Linked DNA regions of Homo sapiens: region 2 is linked to region 1. Evidence: chromatin contacts called from ENCODE Hi-C or POLR2A ChIA-PET data. All regions are on one chromosome and are shown on one strand. Each heading gives the region's core, a stretch centred on a gene start or an enhancer-like site at or near the end of the contact. The rest is flanking DNA. Distances are from core to core; before and after follow the strand shown.

Region 1 (2,781 bases), core at 168-2,667:
AGAGACTCAAGGCAGGCAGATTCTGGAGGAGAATAGAAAATGGGTTTGGTTGGATTTTTCATTTTCATGGCTTCTAGCCCAAGAATAGGCTATAGTGTGTACCTTTGCTGGGTGGCTAAAACTTCTGAATTCATCTTCCACCTTTGTTTGGGACAGAGACTTATAATCTCCATGTGGTTTCCTGCAAATAGGACACAGAGATCACTTTCATTTGCCCTAAATCACTGACAAATCCAGACCTTAGCTTCCCTGTTCATTTTTCTGTACCTGGCTACTGGCTGCTTTGTGTATCAATGGCATAAAAAGTCAAGACGTATTCATTCCCAGTATCAGGCTCAACCAGGATCACCATTAGCATATGTGACACCATTGCAAGAATTGGAAAATGCCACCCTCCTTGATAAAATAGCTTGCATGGAGAATTCTTGGCAAGCAAACTACAAAAAGATGTCTAGAGCCACTGCATAGCACACCTCTAGGGAATACCATTCTCATAGTGGTCTTTGTAAAGGACAGCTTCTGGAGTTATGTCAGGCAGAACCTGTTTATCTTTATGGTGTTGCCTTCAAGGGGCCTCTTCCTCCAAGAGATCACTGCTCTATGACGGAGCACATGGCTTTGTGAGCAGAGCGTGGCCTGGGTTTTAGCACAGCTTGCCCATTGTGCAGTGAATGATTCACACAGATATAAATGTCAGTCTTGGGTCAACTTGCTCTTTCATGGCTAAGAAGATTTTCTGTTTAATTTATATCCTTGTGCTTCTTTACCTATAAAGTACTGTTCTTGTACCACTATGGTCATTGGACTGAGATGAAGACTGTAACTCAGAACTTTCCTGATGTCAAAGTTAGACTTCAAGGGCATAACAATTTGAATACATACTCCAAAGGCTACATATGTGCAGATTTTTCATAGCACATGAATATCAAATATGAAATCTGAAATCAAATATCAAATCTAATGATCCAATCAGCAGTCATTATTTTGGGAAATGGCTTTATCTAAATTCCATTTGTGAAGAGCAGTTTTCTTTTGTGTAATTGATTTTCCATCTGTGCATGTTCTTTGCTAGGTAAGTTGTATTGTTGAACTTTCAAGGATAATCACTTTATTTTTGGTCATGAGAACCCATGACAGAGGCTCACTTTGGCCAGCCTTCCAAGAATGAACACTGTACTTGCTTGCTACTATTGCCAAACAAATTGTCACAAACTTAACACCTTAAAAGAACACAGATTGATCTCATACAGTTATGTAGGTCAGAAGTTTGGTAATGTTCTCACCAGGCTACACTCAAAGTATAGGCAACACTATGTTTCTTTCAGAGGTTCCATTTCCTGCTCATTTGAGTTGTTGGCAGAATTCAGTTCCTTGCAGTTACAGGACTGAAGTCCCTATTTTCTTGTTAGCTGTCAGCTGAGAATTGTTCTAGCTTCTGTAGGCCTCCACATTCCTTAGCTCATGCCTCCCTTCCTCTTTTCTCAAATTACATTTCACTGACTCACTCATCTTCCTTCCTCCTTTACTTTTAAGGATTTATGTAATTAGATTGGGCCTGCCTGGATAATCTAGTATAATTTCCCCATATCAAGGTCCTTAATCTTAAATAACATCAGCAAAATCCCCTTTGTCATATAATATAACATATTCACAGATTCCTAGAATTAGGATCTAAACATGTTTGGGGGGGAATTATTTTTGTTTATCACAGCTTTCAGACATTCTGCCTTAATTGCATTCTTAGATCGATTTATTTAGTCAACATTTAATAAATCTTCAGTTAACAACAAAGAATATAGAGATGAATAAAATATGACCCTACTTCTAGGTGTTTATCACTACAGAAACCAGACTGATGTTTACATATGCACACTGAACTTCCTATAATGTCAATTTACCTGGCTACCTCCTTAAAAATAAAGACAATGGCTTCAATCACTGAGTTCCCAATGTCAAGCTGTGTGAAATAAAATAACAAGTATTCAGCAAGTATTGCTGAATTCATTAATTCTCAAAGTCAGATGGGAGAATTCCCTTGCTTCCTTCACGGGATTTGCAACAAGGGTGTGGCTCACTTAGCTGCCATGCTCAAACCCCCTGAAGGAGGGGCAGCATGCAGGTCAGCAGGTGCTGGGGCCGGGGCAAGCGGTTTTGGGCTCTGGTCCCATGGCAGCGTCTAGGGGTGTGTTAAAATTAATGCTCTTTTAGCAATTGCCATCTGCAGATGACTAAGTGTTAACCAGCTCAGTGGAGAGTCAGGGTGACAGCCTTTTATACCCTCTTGGTACCCAGGTTTTTCTCCAGCATCCAGGAAGAATCATGTCATGGATTTGAAGGGTGCAGAGATTTTATTGAGTGATGGAGGTGGCTCTCAGTGGGATGGGGAGCTGGAAAGGGGATGGAGTGGGAATAGAATCTTCTGCTGGAGTTTGGCTGTCCCCAGCTGAACTCCTCTCCCACCGTCCCCAGCCGAACCCCTCTCGACGTTCAGATGCTTCTTCTCTTCTTTCCTTTTCTGCTGTACTGCTCTGCTCTTCTGCCAGTGGAGTTTGGGGTTTTGATGGGTATAAAATGGGGGGGTGTGGTGGGCCAGGGTGGTTTTAGACAAAGCAACATTTCAGTGAGAAAACAGGAGTAACTTGTTCTCATTTAGGGCTGTTGTTTTCAGGCTTGAAGGTGGGGCCTTTGCCCAGGAACTGCCCTCTTCTACCCAGTATTTTCCTGCCTCCTGTCCGTATCAGAAGTATTTTTAAAGCATCTATTAATGCCAATACTGTTCTA
Region 2 (2,781 bases), core at 197-2,696, 520 kb after region 1:
CTTCATTTAAAGAACAAAACTGCTCTTTTACTCTGTTCCATGGTTGCTGTGATGTCTTTTTTTCTGACACCAAATGTGTGGGTTTTTCTGACATCAAATACCTTATTTTTGCATATCGATTCTCTAATTCTCTGACATCAATTGGATGTCCTACAATTTAACTCAGTTTTGACACAAACTACCTGATCATCATGAGACTTCACAGGTGTAAGGGCTCAGTTCCACACCAGCTGCAAATGGAGTGCCCAGGTGTATTAGTCCATCCTCATACTTCTATGAAGAAATACCTGAGACTGAGTAATTTATAAAGAAAAAGAGGTTTCATGGACTCACAGATCCACATGGCTGGTGAGGCCTCACAATCATAGTGGAAGGCAAAGGGGGAGCAAAGGCTTGTCTTACATGGCAGTAGGCAAGAGAGTGTGTGCAGGGGAACTATCCTTTATAAAACCATCAGATCTCATCAGACTTACTCACTATCATGAGAACAGCACAGAAAAAAAACCCACCCCCATGATTCGATTACCTGCCACCAGGTCCCTCCCATGGCACATGAGAATTGTAGGAGCTACAATTCAAGATGAGATTTGGTTGGGGACACAGCAAAACCATATCACCAAGCTACCCACATTTCTTCCCAGCAACTACAAAATGTGGGAGTACCCACAACTCCCCAATTCAGGTTTAGTAACTCACTAAAATGACTCTCAAAGCACTTTATGTTTATCAGTTTATTATAAAGGATACAACTCAAATGAAAGAAATGCATATGGCCAAGCATCAGGGAAGGAGTGTGTAGCTTCTGTAGCCTCTCTGGGCTCACTACCCTCCTGGCATATATCAGTGTCTTCACCAAACTGAAAATTTCCTGAACCTTGTTGTTTAGGGATTTTTATATAGGTTTCATTAGGTAAAACCTCTGGGTTTGATTAATTAAATCATTAGCCCTTGGTGTTTGAGCTCAATCTCTGGCCCCTCTCCAGTTCTTGGAAGTCAGAGAGGGTGGGGATGAAAGTTCCAACCCACTAATCAAGTCTTAGTCTTTCTGGTGACCAGTCCCCATCCTGAAGCTACCTGAGTGACCTCATTAGCATAAACTCAGATGTGGTTAAAAATAGTCTGTTCTGAATAACAAAACATACCCCTATCACTCAGGAAATTCCAAGGGTTTTAGAAGCTGTGTGTCAGCAACCTGAGAAAAAGACTAAATATATTTTTTATTATGTCATAGTTGCCATGCAGAAAGCATGGGTTAAACTGTCCCATCTATTAAAAGGAATCACAGATTTCAATTTTCATGTGAAATCTCCCAAGTTTCAAATGTTGACAACCATTTCAAAATTTCCAAAATCTCTTTGCAGTCCAAATAAAACATACCTGTAGACTGGGTTTGGCCCATGGTTTCTAGTCTCTCATACCTGACACAGAACTTCGGAACAGGAGTTTTCAACCCTGGCTGCACACTGAAATCACCTGGGTAGCTTTGAAATCTTTGTGCCTGGGCCTCATGCCAAAACAATTAAGTCAGAATCTCCTGGGCTGGGCCCCAGAGATTGGTATTTTTAAAAGTAGTTTTCTGATAATTTTAATGTACAGTGATTTTAAAAGCTTCTTATTTTGCAATAAGTTTACCTTCACATAGAAGCCATAATGATAATATAGATTTTCTATATATTGCACACCCAGTTTCCCCCATTAACAACACCTTAAATTACCATGGCACATTTGTCAAAATTAAGAAACTGACATTGGTATATTACTATTAACTAAACTCCAGACTCTATTTGGATTTTGCCAACTTTTTTATTAACATTTTCTTTCTGTTCCAGGATCCAATCCAGTTACTATATTGTGTTTAGCTGTCCTGTCTCATCAGCCTGCTCTGATCTGCGATAATTTCTTAGACTTTGTTTGTTGGAGTAGTACTGGCCAGGTATTCTGAATGTCTCTAGATCTGAGTTTGTCAGCTGTTTTTCTCATGATAAGACCCCTAGTTTTCATGGGTTTTGGGAGAGAATACCACAGAGGTGAAACACCCTTGACATCTCATATCAGGTTATATTCCATTTTTGAAAACAACTTCTTGAAGTAATAGTGGCTGGGTAGAGTGGAGCTAGCAGGACCCATCCTACTCTTGAACAGATTGAAGTACATCAGTCAGTAGAGAAAATCAGGAGGGATGACATGAGGCCAGCAATGGAGCTGCATCTCTTGCAAATAAATAGTCTCAATTCAAAGTCATGAGACAACAGTTCTATTCCAGGCTCATCCACTAACTAGTTTTTAGGGAAGCCAATCACAGTCTTCTAGTGTTACTTTCTTCATCTGTACAATATAGAAGTTGATATCTGAGTCTTGAAATTATGTGACTCTCAAACTCTGGAATGTGTTTTCATTAGTCAAATATTGTCATCCACAGTTTCATTTCCTAAGAGGAATGTGTTGTAATGCTGAGCAAGATACCCTCAAAATTTCTGGTTTCTACAAAAGGGCATGTAAGGGAGGCCTCTCTGCTTCACTGTTTGGTACTTAAGACACTTGTATCCTAAGAATGTCAGGTGCCTGGCAGGAAGAAAACAAATTGCAAAAACTGAGAAGAAAATTCATCGCATTCATTCATCTTTGTTTCTGGAACTCACTATTTTATTCCTTCCGTTACAATGGATTAAGAAGGAAATGACATAATTTGTTTTTGAAATGTCAGAAGCAGTGCAGAGTTTAGTACTTTAAAAAATAGTTTAATGTTGACCCTGTGCATACGTAAATCTTACCAGAAATGAG

The links. Hi-C counts contacts between places; a loop is a spot of excess contacts on that map. ChIA-PET counts read pairs that join two places held with the same protein, here RNA polymerase II (POLR2A). Pooled maps may share reads with other maps.
Region 2: a map of endothelial cell of umbilical vein shows a loop between it and region 1 (9-fold over the local background). The contact joins two enhancer-like sites. A Hi-C loop is called at or near these places in 1 of 168 maps with a recorded cell type or tissue (endothelial cell of umbilical vein) and 3 of 50 pooled maps. POLR2A ChIA-PET finds 5 or more read pairs at or near these places in 1 of 52 experiments (WTC11).

The regions. Positions count from the first base shown.
Region 1 is chr3:29,238,939-29,241,719 of GRCh38, forward strand. No RefSeq gene overlaps it. Among named protein-coding and RNA genes, the nearest start is that of RBMS3-AS3, 41 kb to the right of the region's middle. Within about 2 kb of position 1,418, at least 2 of the 41 ENCODE cell types and tissues checked have a DNase peak (open chromatin) inside an H3K27ac peak, as active enhancers do; they include endothelial cell of umbilical vein, where a contact is called at or near this core.
Region 2 is chr3:29,756,070-29,758,850 of GRCh38, forward strand. All of the region lies in intron 5 of RBMS3 (RNA binding motif single stranded interacting protein 3), which reads left to right. Among named protein-coding and RNA genes, the nearest start is that of RBMS3-AS2, 110 kb to the left of the region's middle. Within about 2 kb of position 1,447, at least 7 of the 41 ENCODE cell types and tissues checked have a DNase peak (open chromatin) inside an H3K27ac peak, as active enhancers do; they include endothelial cell of umbilical vein, where a contact is called at or near this core.